Linked DNA regions of Homo sapiens: region 2 is linked to region 1. A link is a contact called in ENCODE Hi-C or POLR2A ChIA-PET data. All regions are on one chromosome and are shown on one strand. The core of a region is the stretch at or near the end of the contact, and the rest is flanking DNA. Distances in the headings are between cores, read along the strand shown. Region 1 holds the start of PCAT29 (prostate cancer associated transcript 29). Region 2 has its middle 68 kb from the start of TLE3.

Evidence for each region. Hi-C counts contacts between places; a loop is a spot of excess contacts on that map. ChIA-PET counts read pairs that join two places held with the same protein, here RNA polymerase II (POLR2A). Pooled maps may share reads with other maps.
Region 2: a map of heart left ventricle shows a loop between it and region 1 (2.7-fold over the local background). The contact joins the enhancer-like site here to the promoter of PCAT29 in region 1. A Hi-C loop is called at or near these places in 5 of 168 maps with a recorded cell type or tissue (Right ventricle myocardium inferior, cardiac septum, heart left ventricle and 1 more) and 4 of 50 pooled maps. POLR2A ChIA-PET finds 5 or more read pairs at or near these places in 1 of 52 experiments (GM10248).

What each region holds. Positions count from the first base shown.
Region 1 is chr15:69,588,055-69,595,899 of GRCh38, reverse strand. It overlaps PCAT29 (prostate cancer associated transcript 29), which reads right to left and starts at 3,700. Exons shown (of 4, transcript NR_126438.1): 1 at 3,587-3,700.
Region 2 is chr15:70,161,773-70,169,164 of GRCh38, reverse strand. No RefSeq gene overlaps it. Among named protein-coding and RNA genes, the nearest start is that of TLE3, 68 kb to the right of the region's middle. Within about 2 kb of position 4,069, at least 16 of the 41 ENCODE cell types and tissues checked have a DNase peak (open chromatin) inside an H3K27ac peak, as active enhancers do; they include heart left ventricle, where a contact is called at or near this core.

The DNA.
Region 1 (7,845 bases), core at 2,451-4,950:
CCAGCAATGAGGACTGGTGACTATGGCACAGACAGCCCCTGAGGCAGCCCTGGCCTTCACCAGGCTATAAGCGCTCTCTCTATCGCCCTCCCAGTAGCGGACCAAAGGTGAACCTGGATGTGACCCTGCAGAGCCTGAAGGAGAACTGAGCTGGTGCAGCCTGTCCCCAGGGAGGCCCTCTGGCCAGCGTGCCTGGCTCCCCTCCCTGCCCCATGCCCTCCCACAGGCCCAGCCTTGGCCACTTGCAGCATTCAAGAATGCACGAGCCAATCCCTTGTGGCAAAGGGGAGGAAGTAGAGCCAGGGACAGATTGTTATAAATAGGCATGTCTGACTGAGAAGGTCACCGGCCAGGGCAAAACATGCCAGAAATTCTACAAGAGAGAGACAGACATAAATTATCTGAGCATCTCACCACCTCTCTCTTTCTCGGGGTGGAGAACAGGAGTGAGTTCCAAGACAGGGCAAGGGTAAGCAGGTGGCCACGGACATCCAGCCAGCAGCTGAAAAGGCTCTTCTATCGAAGAGGCACTTGTACATTGCATCTAGTTCTTAAAAAGGCTGGCTTTTCTTGGCACTCACAAGAGACTGGGGAGAGCCCCAGCTGGAAAGCAGGAGGGTCAAAGAGGCATAGTGAGCCCCTCCCAGCCCTTCTCTCTTTTCTAGCCCGTCTGCTCCTCAGCCTTGTCCTGCACCTAGCCTAGTGTGTCTCAGCAGGGGGAGGTTTTGCCCTCTGTCCTTTCCCAGGGGACATGTGGCAATGTCAAGAGACATTTTGGTTTCTCTGGACAATCAGGAGCGGGTGCTACTGGCATCTAGAGGGCAGAGGCCAGGGCTGCTGCTAAACATCCTACAACGCAGAGGATATTCCCCCACAACAAAGAACCATCCGGCCCCAATTGTTAACAATGCCAAGGTGAGAAACCCTGGCCTATCCCCTCTCAGGAACCCACTCCACCTCCAGACACCCTCCTCCTTCCCATTCATTTCCAAGGGCCCTGTCGAGGCAGCCGGAGCACACAAGTACTCATAGCTACGCAAATAGCAACTCCTTATTTGCTGTGTTTGCTCAGCCAATATTGACTTTGCAGCCTAACACTGGTGCTATTGAGCCGGGGTTATTCTCAATATTGTTTGAGCAGCATTAGAACAGCCTGTGATAACCGGCAGCAGAACAGGAAGCTGCGCCTCCCTCCTCAGTCTCCCCTGCCCCCCGCCGCACCCCCTCCGTGGGACGCTCCTGTAAAGACAGAGGAACCTGTGTGCTCATGGAGTCAAGCGGACCTAATGCCCGCTCCTCCGCTGAGCAAACACACCGAGGTTAGAGAGGGAGCGTGCTCTCTGGCTAAGTCAACACTCCAGGGAAGTTGGAGCAATTGAAAAAGGTTACTTGGGGAGGCTGTCCTTTGGGGTGGGGCCAGTGAAAAATGATGGTGAGGCAGTTCCAGGCTATCAGCCAAACCCTGCGGTTGGGCTCTGCAGGGAAAGGCTTGCAGGGACTGGAGCTCAGGGGCTCCAGGTGCCCAAGCAGACAGATGGTGACTCCATCCATCAGTCAAATACCCAGTAGGTGGGGGTCTAGTAGGGGCCAGTCGCTTACTGATTGGGACCAGAAGCTTAGAGTAGGAGGACCCTGTGGATAAGCTAATGCAGCCACCACGTGTTCATGAGGAAGACCGAGAAAACTAGCCTCTGCCTTGGAGCTTGTCTCACCAGCGCTGGCTGTGAGTTCACAACTGAGCACAACCCGCTCTGCAGGAAAGCACTCTCCCCGCCCACTGGGCTGAGGTCCCTTTAACAGATGCCAACATTGACTCTGCCACCATGAGAGTGGGCCCTAAAGCGTAGCCCAGGAGAGGGACTGCAGTGACCTCCATTCACATCCGGTGTGAGGATGGGTGGCAGGGTCTGAGTGTCTTCTCGGAGGGACAGAAGGAACGGGGAGAGAAACGAGTGGCCAGGCCTACACAAGCCCCTTGGGCAAGCAATAGAAGAGGAAGTCGCATCTCTTGCATCCCAGAGCTCACAGTCCAGAGGGAGAACCTGGAGGCACAGAAATGAAACCGTGCAACCAGCGTGGAATCAAGGCTCCCGTGTGAGTCTAAGGGGAGTCATGAGCACAGTCGTGTGCAACCTGCCCAACCACACCCCGCAGTTCTGCAGTGAGACCAGACAAGCCATGGAATATTCTGAGACGAGAAATCCACATGGAGTAATTGGGGTGGCTTTTCCTTGCCCACAAGTACAGCAAATGTAGGCTTAGCAGTACATTTGGATCTGGGCCCATGCCGTGTCTCCAGGTCAATATGAAACAAGTTGCCAGGATCATCAAGGGGGCATTCTAAAAATTAGCTCTAGCCAGCCCTAGTGGCCTGGGAGTACCAAAATGGTCATTTGCTAAAATTGGCCATTAACATTTTCTACTAACTGCTCTCTCCAAAGACTTGGAAAACGAGGGGGAAACTCCTTGGAAATCAAGTGTTATGTAGACCCTTATGGCAGCCTGGACTCCAACCTTCAGAAGCTATTCATTTTTAAAAATACATGGTGGGCATTTTCTACATGTGGTTGAGTATTTTATCCAACAGCCAAGTCATTCCAGTTTTCCCCACAGCAGACATGTTAGCCAATGTGCTGCCTGCTCAGTCAGTGCCTCCTTTTCTGACCACCCACAGGAACTGTCCCTGCCACCATGTTTATCCACATTCACGTACCTCTCCCTGGCTGCAGCTGTTGGAACAGCAATGGACTCCTGACTGAGGGGAGGCACCCCATTGGCTAGCCATTGACCAATCAGATTCTGTCTCCTGGGTCTCTGGACTTAGATTCTTGGTATTGGGCCCATAACCTGAGAGATCATGTCCAAGTTTAAGTGAACAAGTTAAAACCTAGAAAAGGCAGAACAGCCGGGTGTGGTGGCTCATGCCTGCAGTCCCAGCACTTTGGGAGGCCCAAACGGGTGGATCACCTGAGGTCGGGAGTTCGAGACCAGCCTTACCAGCATGGAGAAACTCCGTCTCTACCAAAAATACAAAATTAGCCGGGCATGGTAGTGCATGCCTGTAATCCCAGCTACTCCGGAGGCTGAGGCAGGAGAATCGCTTGGAACCCACGAGACAGAGGTTGCGCTGAGCCAAGATTGTGCCATTGCACTCCAGCCTGGGCAACAAGAGCAAAACTCTGTCAAAAAAAAAAAAAAAAAAAAAAAAAAAGAAAGAAAGAGAGAGAGAAGGAAGGAAAGAAAGAAGGAGAAAAAGAAAAGGCAAAACAGAGAAAGCCAGTCTGCAGAGAAAAGAATGAAACAAAGCTACTGAGATAAGCTGAGATGAAAAAAAAAAAAAAAAAAACACCCAGAGAAACACAGGCAAGAAGCTAGGAAAGTCTCTGAGCCTCTCACGGGTCTGGTTGTCATCCCTGCCCTTGAAGTCGGTGAGATTCCTCATAGCCTTCCAACGAAATCATTGTTATTACTGAGAGTTAAATTTATAATACTTCTATTTCTTGCAACCAAACAATTATTGACCAAGACCCCTATTAAGACATCACCTATGTGCTGCACTGTACTTGTTCAATACTGAGGATCTCACCTCTTCTTCTTCTTCTTGCCCACCTTTAGGTCTAACTGGACCTCCTTTCTCTCCTGGTATTCCTCTGTCTTCATTTCTTTAGTGCTTCCTTTCAGGGTCTCAGGTAATAATAACCAGCAGTGTGCCCCAGTGATTAGCAGATGAGTGAGCTGTGTAACCTAGACACCATGTTCCACTTAATGGTTTGTTTGCTCAGCCTACTTCAAAGGAGGCTGTTAGCCTATAAGTCAATAATTAGTCATTCAACAAATACCCATCAAGCTATGGCCCAACCCCAGCAAAGATATGTTGAAAAAAAAAAAAAACTTTTGAAGAGCAAATATAAGCCTTTATATATGGTTGACTTAGCCGTTTCTATTTTCCTTTCACAACAGAGAGGCAATGTTGATGTGCTACCAGTCCTAATGCAGCTAGAAGTTATCTGTTACACCAATGACCCCATCAAAAAGAGAACTGTTAACACAGGCCCAGTTTTTACTTTGCTTGTAGTGGTGGGGTATTAGCTAATTGTTGCCCATTAAGAGAAACAAATAATCCCCAGTGAGTCCCAAAAAGAAGTGGAAGTGGAGCTGAATCACCTGTAAGATCAGGGCTTCTCTTAGCTGCTCACAGCTGCCTGACCCAGTCACAGAAGAAGATGTAGAGGGGATTCATTCCATCTTACTTTTATTGGGTTTTCTTTTACTATGTGAAATGAATCTCAAGAAAACATCTCTCATCCCCCCAAACTCTATCATTGTTCTACTCCTCAATTTTAGTATTACTACTGTAATGATAAGATTATAGCTACTACATAATAAGATTAAACATTTAAAACCATCTAACAAATCACCCATAAGCTTACCCCCATCATTCAATCAACAGTCTTCTCTCTTGTCTCTTTTTTTTTTTCTTTTGGCACATTACCTCCCAAAGGTAGAATTTTCACAGACATGACCCTAGCATGCATGTCAGGTTGCAATTTGCTGTTTGATCCTGCCTGCCATTTTTTCATGTGTAAGCAATATTTTCTAGGCTCATGTTTCCCACTTATGACCTTCAACCCCTTCTAAAGCTCTACCCAATTATGACTCAAGGAATTCCCATTTTTCCCTCCTCTATTCTCCAGCTCTCCTTTGGAGTGCCACTTGCAGAGCTGCCTGGGAGGTGCCTCACTGCTGTCCTACAGGGCCCACTGACAAACCAGGCAGTCGCGTTTCCCCAGGCATGGCCACCCCTGCAGCCACCCCTGTGGCACGCTGCCACTTCTGTGTGAGTGTTCCGCCCATGCCCATCACCCATCACACACTCCGCTGGGTACCACACACTGCCTCCCCAGGTACTGATGTTTCCTCAGAGTGCTCTTGGCCTTTGCAGGGACCACAGCTCTCATTTACCTCCTTGAACACCCAGCACCTAACACAGAACATAATACATAGCAGATGCTAAAAAATATTGGATGAAAAAATGAGTGAATAAATAAACTAATGCTTTGTGGATGGACAAAGGAGCCATAAGGTCCCCTGGCCTCCTCTTTCTGCACATGCTTCTCCTTCTCCCACAGCGCTCTGCCACCCTTGCCAACGTATATGCTTTGAGGACTCATTCCCTAAACATCCACCTCAGGGCCTACAAGCTGCACACACAAGAAGGGCCAGGCTGCAGGGACTGGGAGTTGGTTCAGTTTATGTTGTCTTGAATCAGAGAAAGGAGCATCCCAGGACTTTTCCCACCGTCAGCTGTTCCCTCCCACTCTTTCCTGTCTGAGCTCTGGCTCTCCTCCCCATCTCGCCATGAATTCTTCCCATCACATCGGGGCATCTCCCTTCTCTTGCTCACTTAAAATAAGTAGTGAGCACCTGCTGTGTCTCAGATGCAGACACATCAGAGGAATCACTGTCCTCAAGGAGCTCACAGTCTGGCAGGTCACTGAGATGAAAATAAGTGCAGTAATATGATCTTACGGAGGAGAAGGCCGAGAAGCCTCGCCACAGAGCATAAATGGTATCTCCAGCTGTGCACGAGTAGTTTACGTGCCATGTGGGCTGAGGTCCCTCAGTGGCCTGCAGTGGGGTCTGATGTTCTAGTTTCAAGGTGTCCCTTTGGGTTAAGCATTGCCCTCTTCTTGCTACTGCTTTCAAAGGTGAATCCCCAACTTCACATCCCTCAGACTCTAGGATATGAAGCTTTCCACCCTCTCTAGAAGGGTTAGGGTTGCACTAGAGCATAAGCTTGCTGGCAGCTGGGGAAGGAGTATTATTGTGAGGAAAACACAGGAAGACAGCTTGGAGGCTCCAATGACCCACTTCCCCATGGTGAAGGTCAGCTTTTAAGAGGGTGAACCAGAGGCAATGGCTGACAAACCCAGGTCGTCTTACGACTTTGTGCCCTGAAAGATCTCAGAAGCCTCATTCCTGAACCATCAGCAGAACTTCGAACCTGTAAGGGAAGCTAGAGCTCTCTATGTTTGGACCTGCTCAGTTTTACAGCTAGGGAAACTGAGCCCAAAGAAAAAGAAAAAATGAGTGGGTCTCTCCCTTAAGATTCCCTTAATTGTGCATTGATTCCTGTTTTGCAAAATGACACTGGAACATGTATACCTCCCTTGATCAAATAATTCCACTTTGAGAATCTATCTAAGAAAATAATCCTAAGTACAGAAAAAGCTTTGGGCACAAAGAGAGGTTCATGATAGCATCGTTCAAACAAAAAGTACAAAATGAAGAGGGAACAGGCCAAGTAATTCTCCTCGATGGGAAACAAGTTGCAGTCTCTCCACTAAAAATTATCACTCAGTCCAACTTTTTAATAAGTGGGAAAATTCTAGTATGATATTAGAGTGGGGGTTGATGCAAGTTTTTATGTGGGCCTATGTGAAAAAAGCAACTGCATAGAACTGAGAGTGAAAAGAAAAAAGTTGGTTTTCCTGTGTGTTCTACTTGTTCTTTGTGTATTTTTAAGCAGCTATTATAGGTAGTGAGGTTATAAAAGAATATCCTGAAAGAGACTTTCATATTGGAAAAAATTAAAATTCTGTTTTTTAAATTTTATTTTTATTTTATTTTATTTTTTGTGTATGATAGGGTCTCTCTCTCTGTTGCCCAGATTGGAGGGCAGTGGCACAATCACAGCTCACGATAGCTTCCAACTCCTGGGTTCAAACAATCCTGCCACCTCAGCCTCCCAAGTAGCTGGGACTATAGGCACATGCCACCATGCCCAGCTGATTTTTTTTTAATAAGAGACAAGGTCTCACTATGTTGCCTAGGCTGGTCTCAAACTCCCGGCCTCAAGTGATCCTCCCACCTCGGCTTCCCAAAGTGTTGGGATTATAGGCATGAGCCACCACACTCCATCAAAAATTTGATTTTTAAATGATGATATCGAGGAGCCAACTTACCAGGAAAGGAAAGGTAGTTGCTAGCAGCTGGGGCAGCCTGTCACAATTAGTATGAAGGCCACTATCAGAGCCACTTTTTCCTCAAATGATCCCTTAGGACTTCTGCTAGACCACCAAGTATTCACTGGGATATAATCACCCCAAAAGATTTACTAAGCATTTACTGGCACTAACAGTGGCAGGCACTGTTTTGGTTGCTGGGGATACAGAAGTAAACAAGGCAGATGGGGTCCCTGCTCTCACGGAGCACACAGTTTAGTGAGGGAGGCATTAAATGATTCTGACCATAATTATCATGAACTATGACAGAACTACAAGGAGTCCCCTATCAACTGGGATTGGGTTTGGTTGCCAGTAACAGAAATCCACTATAGTGATGAAAACAAATGAAGGCTTTATCTCTTCCATAAAACAAGTCTAGAAATGGGCAGCCCAGGGTGGGAACGATGGCTCCCACAAAGTCCTCAGGGTTTCCTATCTTTCTGCAATCATATCCTTAGCACACAAGCCCAAAATAGGTGCTGTAGCTCCAGCCATCACATTTGTGTTCTGGGTAAAATGAAGGAAAGGTCTAAAGAACAAAATGCAAAGAGAAAAAAAGGAGTTGACTCCTTCTCAATTTCCTGGAAGGCTTACTCAGCAACGTCCTAGCTGCCAGGAAGGCTGTGAAATGTGGTCTTTTAACTGTACATGTTTCTTCCTCGTTAAATCAGGAGTTATTACAAAAGAAGAAGGTAATCATGGATGTCAGGAAGGAACCAGAAATCTCTGCCCCAGATGATGTAAGAATGAAGCATAGGGGGATTGATTCAACCAAGTCAAGGTTGGGAGTCATGGCTGTAAGAGCTCAGCTGAGGCCCAGAGGCTACATGAGATCCAG
Region 2 (7,392 bases), core at 2,820-5,319, 570 kb before region 1:
ATAGCCTGTGGGCTGTATTTTCAAGACTCATTCCTCTGGATTTGTTGGAAGAAGCCCTCGGAATTAATGACAACTGGGGACAAAATGAAAAGAAGTACGATTGTGTTATTTTCAACCAAAGAGTTGGCACATTCAAAGAGCACAGACCCAACCCGCAGATGAGCTGGTGAAGACCGCTCTGCTGGGTGAAGCCATTGGACTCTCTGGGCCTCAGTTTCTTTGGCCGTCCAGTGGGGATGGTAACATCCATCACACTCCAATAGAGTATGGACTATGAGATAATGTATGAGTAACTTCTGTATAAGCTGGAGAACAAACCATTGTGCAGGAAATCATTTTCCAGAAGATTCCAAAATGCCCAAAGATGACTTATCAAGTTACAAGTTTGTTTTCATATTTCAAATCTATGCCTTGATTGGCATTCAATTTGTGATTTGGTAGTAATGAAGTATATTGTCAATGACATAAACCTGTTTGGTTCGGCAAGTAAACTGGAACGATGGTCCTGAGCGGTGCTAGGTTTTGCTTGTTGGTGCTGCCTTTAGGGGCTTGCCTTTAGACATCAGAATCTTAAAGAGTGACTTCCAGGAAGAGGTGTAGCATCTACTTGGGTATATGGTTCTGATTTTTTTTTTTTTAAGACAAAGTTTTGCTCTTGTTGCCCAGACGGGAGTGCAATGGCGTGGTCTCAGCTCATTGCAACCTCTGCCTCCCAGGTTCAAGAGATTCTCTTGCCTCAGCCTCCCAAGTAGCTGGGATTACAAGCGCCCACCACCACACCTAGCTAATTTTTGTATTTTTAGGAGAGACGAGGTTTCACTATGTTGGCCAGGCTGGTCTCGAACTCCTGACCTCAGGTGATCCACCCACCTCGGCCTCCCAAAGTGTTGGGATTACAGGCATAAGCCACCGTGCCTGGCCTGGTTCTGATTTTAAATGTTAACTCGGTGTAGTGATATTAACTTTCCATGCGTTTCCTTTTCTCAAACATGTTTCCATAGTGTTCAAGGTGAAGGAGCACTAGCATGTATGAGGAGCAATAAAATATATTGCACATAAGACATCCTGATAGCAATCCATTATATCAACCTATTTTACCTAAATAATAAAAGTATTCTGAAAAAATTGGTTAATAGTAAATGGCTACATGGTGTTGTGTAACAAGTGTATTTTACATGAAATATTTAACATTATGAGGTGTATCAGATTTTAAGTAAGTTCGCCTAAGTGGTATTCCTTAGGACCTGTTACAAGGAATGCTTTTCTTTTATTTTTTTTTTATAGAGGAAATAAAACCCATTCATCAATCAACATGAAACAAACAATATTCTATAAGGACCTACACTGTGGATCAACTACAAACATAGGTTCAGGAGTGCTTGTATCCCATTCATTCTCCTAAATAGGTTAAATATTCCCCCTGCCCTAGACAGTCACTTAGTGAACCCTTCTCTCCCTGGCTGCCATGTGCAAATAGCCACTTTCCAAATGAGCCTCATAGACTAGACTATCTCATGGCCCCACTTCAAAGCTTCAAAAACAAAAAGCATTAATTACACATACCCTCTCCTGTATAAACCCTCTTCTGATGATCAACTAAAATATATATTCCAGGGAGGAAAGTGCCTTGGAATAAAATGCCCAATACAGGGGCCGTACATTGTCCATTTTCTAGCCTGTGCTCTGGGCATTGGTTTGTTCTTTGAAATCTCACTACTTTGGAAAAGTGCTTTTCCAGAGTCAGACTCACTAGATTCAGATGCTAACTCTGTCTCTCACTAGCTGTGTGACCTTGGACAAGTTGCTTAACTTCTCTGTGCCTCATTTCCTTCATTTGTAAAATATGAAAAATGGGCTGAGTTGATCCGAACTCCAATTTCATGGGCACTGGTGGGTCTAGGGCAGGGGTCAATAAACTTTTTCTGGAAAAGGCCAGATTATAAATTTTTCCAGCACCGATGGCCAGAGTTTGCCTTGAAGAGCACTGAAAGATGAGGCTGGGGGCAGGAGGGCTGTGCCCAGTCTGTGCTGTGCCCCTATTGCTGGCTCCTGTTAGGCTTTGGAGCCTTCTCCCCAGAGCGGAGCCACACAGCCCAGCTCCCCACTCGTGTGCCCCGGCCATGACCTCTTCCCCTCCGGTGAATTATATTCTACAGCTAGAATTGCCCCTGAGATCAGCTAGCGCATGCCCTTGTTTTTTAAGTGAGGAAACTATGGCCCAGAGAAGAGTAGAGATTTCCCCAAGGCCTCCCAGCCCATGGCCTGCCAGTGTCCCTGCCTGTGGCGCTAGGGAAGCCCCACCCTGGCCCTCTGTGGAATGCAAACTACAGAACTGTGGGCCCAGGCAGGACCATGGCTGGCCCAAACAAGGCCATTGTGAGAATTATAAAAAAGACCCCTTCCTCTGGAGATGTAAACGCCACGAGTGCCCACGGCATGCCAGCAGATTGTAGGGATTCAGCCCCCTTTTGGCTCCACAATAGTGTGCAACCTGCACGGCCGTACATGGAGGCCCTGGGCCCATGCCTTGTAGCAGGGATCGTTGCTAACCTTGGCAAACCTGAGACCACAGACCCATCTGGAGATGTCGGGAAATACTCAGCTTCAGGCTCTCATTGCCAGATAGGAGTACACTCCCCATGTACCAGAAATCTAGATTTTCAAGTGAAATTTGCAGTTTGTAAATGTTGGCAAGGGATTCCATTTTCTATTGTTTTATTTAAAAAAAAAAAAAAAAACCCATGCTAGTGGATCCTGTGCAGAGCACAAGGGGCGAGTCTGTGGGCTGACAGACTTGCCATCTGACTTACTCCAAACCTCTTGCAATACAGATGTGAGATGACAGGGAAGTGACTTGTCCAAGGTGACACCTGGAACCAGTGACAGCCTGTCCTCCAGCCTTCCCTAGTGCCTGTGACCCACACAGCACCTCTGTTTCACAAGTCAGCATGAATTGCATACACACCTCCCGGCCTGGCCCAGTCCCCAGCTGATATTTTTACCAAATGTCACAGCAGTTTGCAGGAAGGCCCAGGGTCTGGCTTGAGCCAGTAAATTATGATCGCTTGCCAGAGAGCTGTAAACAGGATTCTGATTAATGAATTCCTTAATGGCTGGGCCTGAGTGCAGACCTTGTCTGAGTGTCACCCCAGGCAGATACACGAGGAGGAATTGGCTGGGCAGTGGGAAGATTTGTGTCATGTCTTTGCCTCGGAAAGGGTGCTCCAAACCTGCTGGCCCTGAGCGCCTGAGTAACTACTCCTCCCTCTCTCCTAATTGTGGGCCTGCCGCATCTGAGTTCACGCCAGCCCGTGTGTGCAGAAGACCAGGGAAAGAGATGATTGAGCCTCGAGTGAAAATAGAATTGGCTGGCCTCCACTGTGATCTCAAGAAACTTGAAAATGCCCTGTCTGAATCCAAACAAAGAGCCGAGAAGCCTTTTTCCCCATGCTGGTGCTTTAAGGACCCCCTGCCTGAGGCCTGAGCCAGAGCAGAAAGCCCTGGAATCTCTACCTTTCTTAGTTGGGAATTGGAAACTCAGGCCACAGGAGCCAGACACACACTTGTCCAGACTCCCCAGGGATCTGGGAAGAATGGAAACATGGGAAAGTCACTGACCAGGAAACATCCTGCTGTGTGACCATGAGGCCAATCTCCTGACCAGTCCGGACCTTGCGTCCTCTTCTGTGACATGAAAGGCCTGGAGCACGTTGTTCACCCAGCACCTAGTACAGCCACAGGGGTGAGGTCAGAGCTAAGACCAGAGCAGGAATGGCAAGCAAACTGCGTGTGTGCCCCCGCCCCGCGACTGCACCCAGGGCAAACATCACCGATCGATCCTGGCCCTCCTTCCCACTGAGCTGGGGCCAGACCTCACAGCTTTTCTCACTGCAGAACTCAGGGCAGCACCACCAATCAATCACAGCCAGCAAGGGTGAGAAAATCGATCTGCCATCCCCAGACTGGAAGATTTGTCTTTTGTGCTCAGTCTAAGAGTGGCAGCTTGTGTGGCAGAAAGAACACTGGACGGGGAGTCGGGAGACCTAGCTAATTGTCAGGCTCTGCTGTCAGCTGGCCAGGGCACCAGGCCTCTCTGAATTCCTCAAAGTCCTTTTCTGCCCTGAGGTCATGGACGAGTAAGAGCAGGGTCTATTAATATAATCACAATGGGCGCTTATGTCTCAGGTACTGGGCAAAGCACTTCATGCCCTTTTCTCACTTAGTCGTCATAAAACTTGACAAGGGGGATTAGGATTGTCCCCATTTTGCAGAGAAGGAGATTGAGGTTCAGACAGGTTAAGTGAAAAGCTCAAGTTTACAACTAGCAAGTGTCCAAACTGAGAGTTAAACCCAGGCATCTTGTGGCAAATTAAATATGTCCACAATGTCTTTGAGGTTCCTTCCATCAAGAGGTGGGATCTGTTTCCCTCGTCCAGTCAATCTGGACTCACCATGACTAACAGGATGTGATGGAAAGGTACCAGCAAGTTCAGCAGCCTGGGCCCCAAAGGCCTGACAGCTTCTGCTCTTGCCCTTGGGATGCTGCCCCAAGGCTGCTTGTCTATCTTATTGGAGGGTGAGAGGACACTTGGAGGAGAACTGAGGCACTCCAGCATCAAACATGTGCATCAAGCCACGGTGGATTCCCCAGTCCAGCAGCCCTTCCAGCCCACCCTCCTGCTGAATGCAGCTGAGCGAATGAGCCCAGCAGAAAGCAGCAGAGGCACTGCCCAGACAACCTATAGAATTGTGAAAAATAAACCACTTAGTTTTTAGACTTACTTGTTATACAGCAATAGCTAACTGATACACAGTCCCACTCCAGAGCCACATACTGAATATTATGTGTGTGCTTCACAAGAGGCAATACCATGTAGTGGGCAAGAGAGTGTGGTCTTTGGAGCCAGGCAGCCTGGGTTAAAAGTGACTAAAATAGTGGCTGGCACTATGCTCACTAATGTTCTCCCTAAAGAATGGAAATTTCCAGGCTTACTGGGAGTCAGTGTTATTTACCCAGTGAGGGCTCCTGGGACCACAGCAAAGGTCCTGGCCATCTGCTGCCTCTTATGTCTTCACCTCAGGGAGAGAGACAGAGAGAGAGAGCGCGCGAGTGCAAGAGCGCACCGGAAGCCCCCAGGAGCCCCAAAAGGAACATCTGGGTGACCAACTCCTTTGGAGTTAGATCATGTGCAGACTTGCATGGTAGTCCAAGCAGATAGATACTGTTGGTTCCATGTTTCCCAGATGGGGAATCCAAGACCCAGAAAAATAACTAGCCCTGAGCCAGCCTCCTAATTCTTGGTCCAGAGCTTGTCCCTTTGTCTTAGTGCTGATGTAGTAACAGGGATCCCACCTGTCTGAGCCCATTCCTCAGCCTCAAGAGCATGGCAGAAGCAGACTCTGGGATTTCAGTTATCCACAACCAGCCTTCCTTGGTGTGTGGGTGGGGAAGATGGGGGCAGGATCAGCCCCTCTAAGGTCTCCTGCAACCAGAAACCCATAGTAACGAGGGTGGGCCAGACCCCAGTAGGATAGTAGAGCCCCTAGCTCGTCATCAGAAGGGGCCCCTTTGCCATCTCTTGGGTGTGCATTTTTCTCTCTCCTGGGTCCCTAGCTCTTGGTCGCCCAGCACCCACTCTCCTTCAATCTCTGTGAGGATAAGCCTCTCTTTTTCCTTTTTCAGTGAGGCTAAGAACCAGGCAGGGGAAACAAAACCTAAGACTTGCTGAACCCTCAGTGTGGGCCTGGTACAATGTAAACACTCTGCTTTAATTGACACAACAATGCCACCAGGGATGCCTTGTCACAAATGAGAAAACCAGGGCTCCAAGAGGCTAGGTGACTTGCCCAAGAAGATACATTTAGTAGGTGTCAGGGCTGCGATTTGAATCCAGAGCCACAGCCATTTCTCCCACACTGCCTGTTATCTCCCAGAGGAAGCAGAGAACCTGGCATGAAAACTCCAGTGTGGAAACAGCCAGTGGAAACTGCATTAATGAAAGGAGAGATTGAGCCAGGCCTGACCTCCGGGGCTGGTTCCTCAGCAACCTGAGCCCCGAGAGGAGCTGAGGAGAGACTTTCCCAGCATCCTCAGCAGCTGATTACCAGCTTCACTTTTTCCTTTTCCTCCTTAGATGTTTCCAGTGCTCCCATCAAGTGCTCCGAATCCAGCATATAGAGGAGTGCTGTACCTCAGAGCTGGCAGGACTGGGGTGGTGGGGGTGCTGAGAATGAACCTGCATGGTTCACTCACAGCCTATTGTCCTCCGGGCAGCTGCCTGGAAGCCCACTCCAGGAAGAGAAGGACCCCTGTCAGCTCCACATGTGGCTGAGGCTATGGTCCTCAATAGAATTAATAAATTGAGCACTACCGGGTGCTAGGCGCTGTGCCCTGATGTTCACATTCATGTCTCATATTGTCCCCGCAATAATCGCATGATACCTATCACTGATAATCCTCATGACATGTCCCCACTGTGCTAAATGCCGTCCATGTGTAGCCTCACTTCCCATGGTTCACATCAACCCCGTGAGAGAGTTCTCAGGAGTCCCCCACCCTCATAGTGTTGACCAAACCTCAGAAGGTGCAATGATGCCCCAAGGGGCTAAGTGATTTTCCCCCAGTTAGTAGGTGGCTACACAAGGTTTTAAATCCGGATCCATTTGACCCCCAAGCCAGTGCTCTTAAGCACCCTGCTCTGTGGGGTGTAGAGAAAACTAAAGCTTGGGGGGCAAGTGTGAGATCCCACTCTCCAGAGAGAAGGCCTGACCCATCCAGAGCTGCGTTGCTTCTGGTTGTGGCTTTCAGCCCAACCCAACCCCAGCAGGGCTGATCCATCTCTCAACCCACCCTCCCCAAAGGCATCTGAAACCAATCAGGGCCTGGGTCTCGGTCATTCTTCCAGCCTACTTGGTCTTTCATCCTCCCTCTTCTCTTATTCACGCCCTCTCTCCCACCATCACCACCACCACACACACACACACACACACACACACACACACTCTCACACACTCACACTCTCTCTCTCTCTCTCTCTCTGTCCCTCTCTCTCTTTCTCTCTCTCTCACACACACACACACACACTCTCTCTCTCTTTCTCAACATTCCTCTTCCTCACCCAGAAATAAAACAGGTATAGCATTGGGGTCAGGAGACTCAGGGCTCAATATTTTAGCTCCCCACTACTGTCTGTGTGACCCTGAGCAAGTCACTTGGTGCCCAGAGCTTTGGTTCCTAATCCTCAAAATGAAGCTAATGAGCCCTGTAGCCAGGCAGGGTAGGCCAGGAGAGGGGCTAGCTAGTCTTTGGGACAAGCCCGCATGGAGCCTGGTGCTCCACAGGGATCACTCTGCCTATTTTTCCTCCTTGCAGCCTCCCACATGGGAATTACT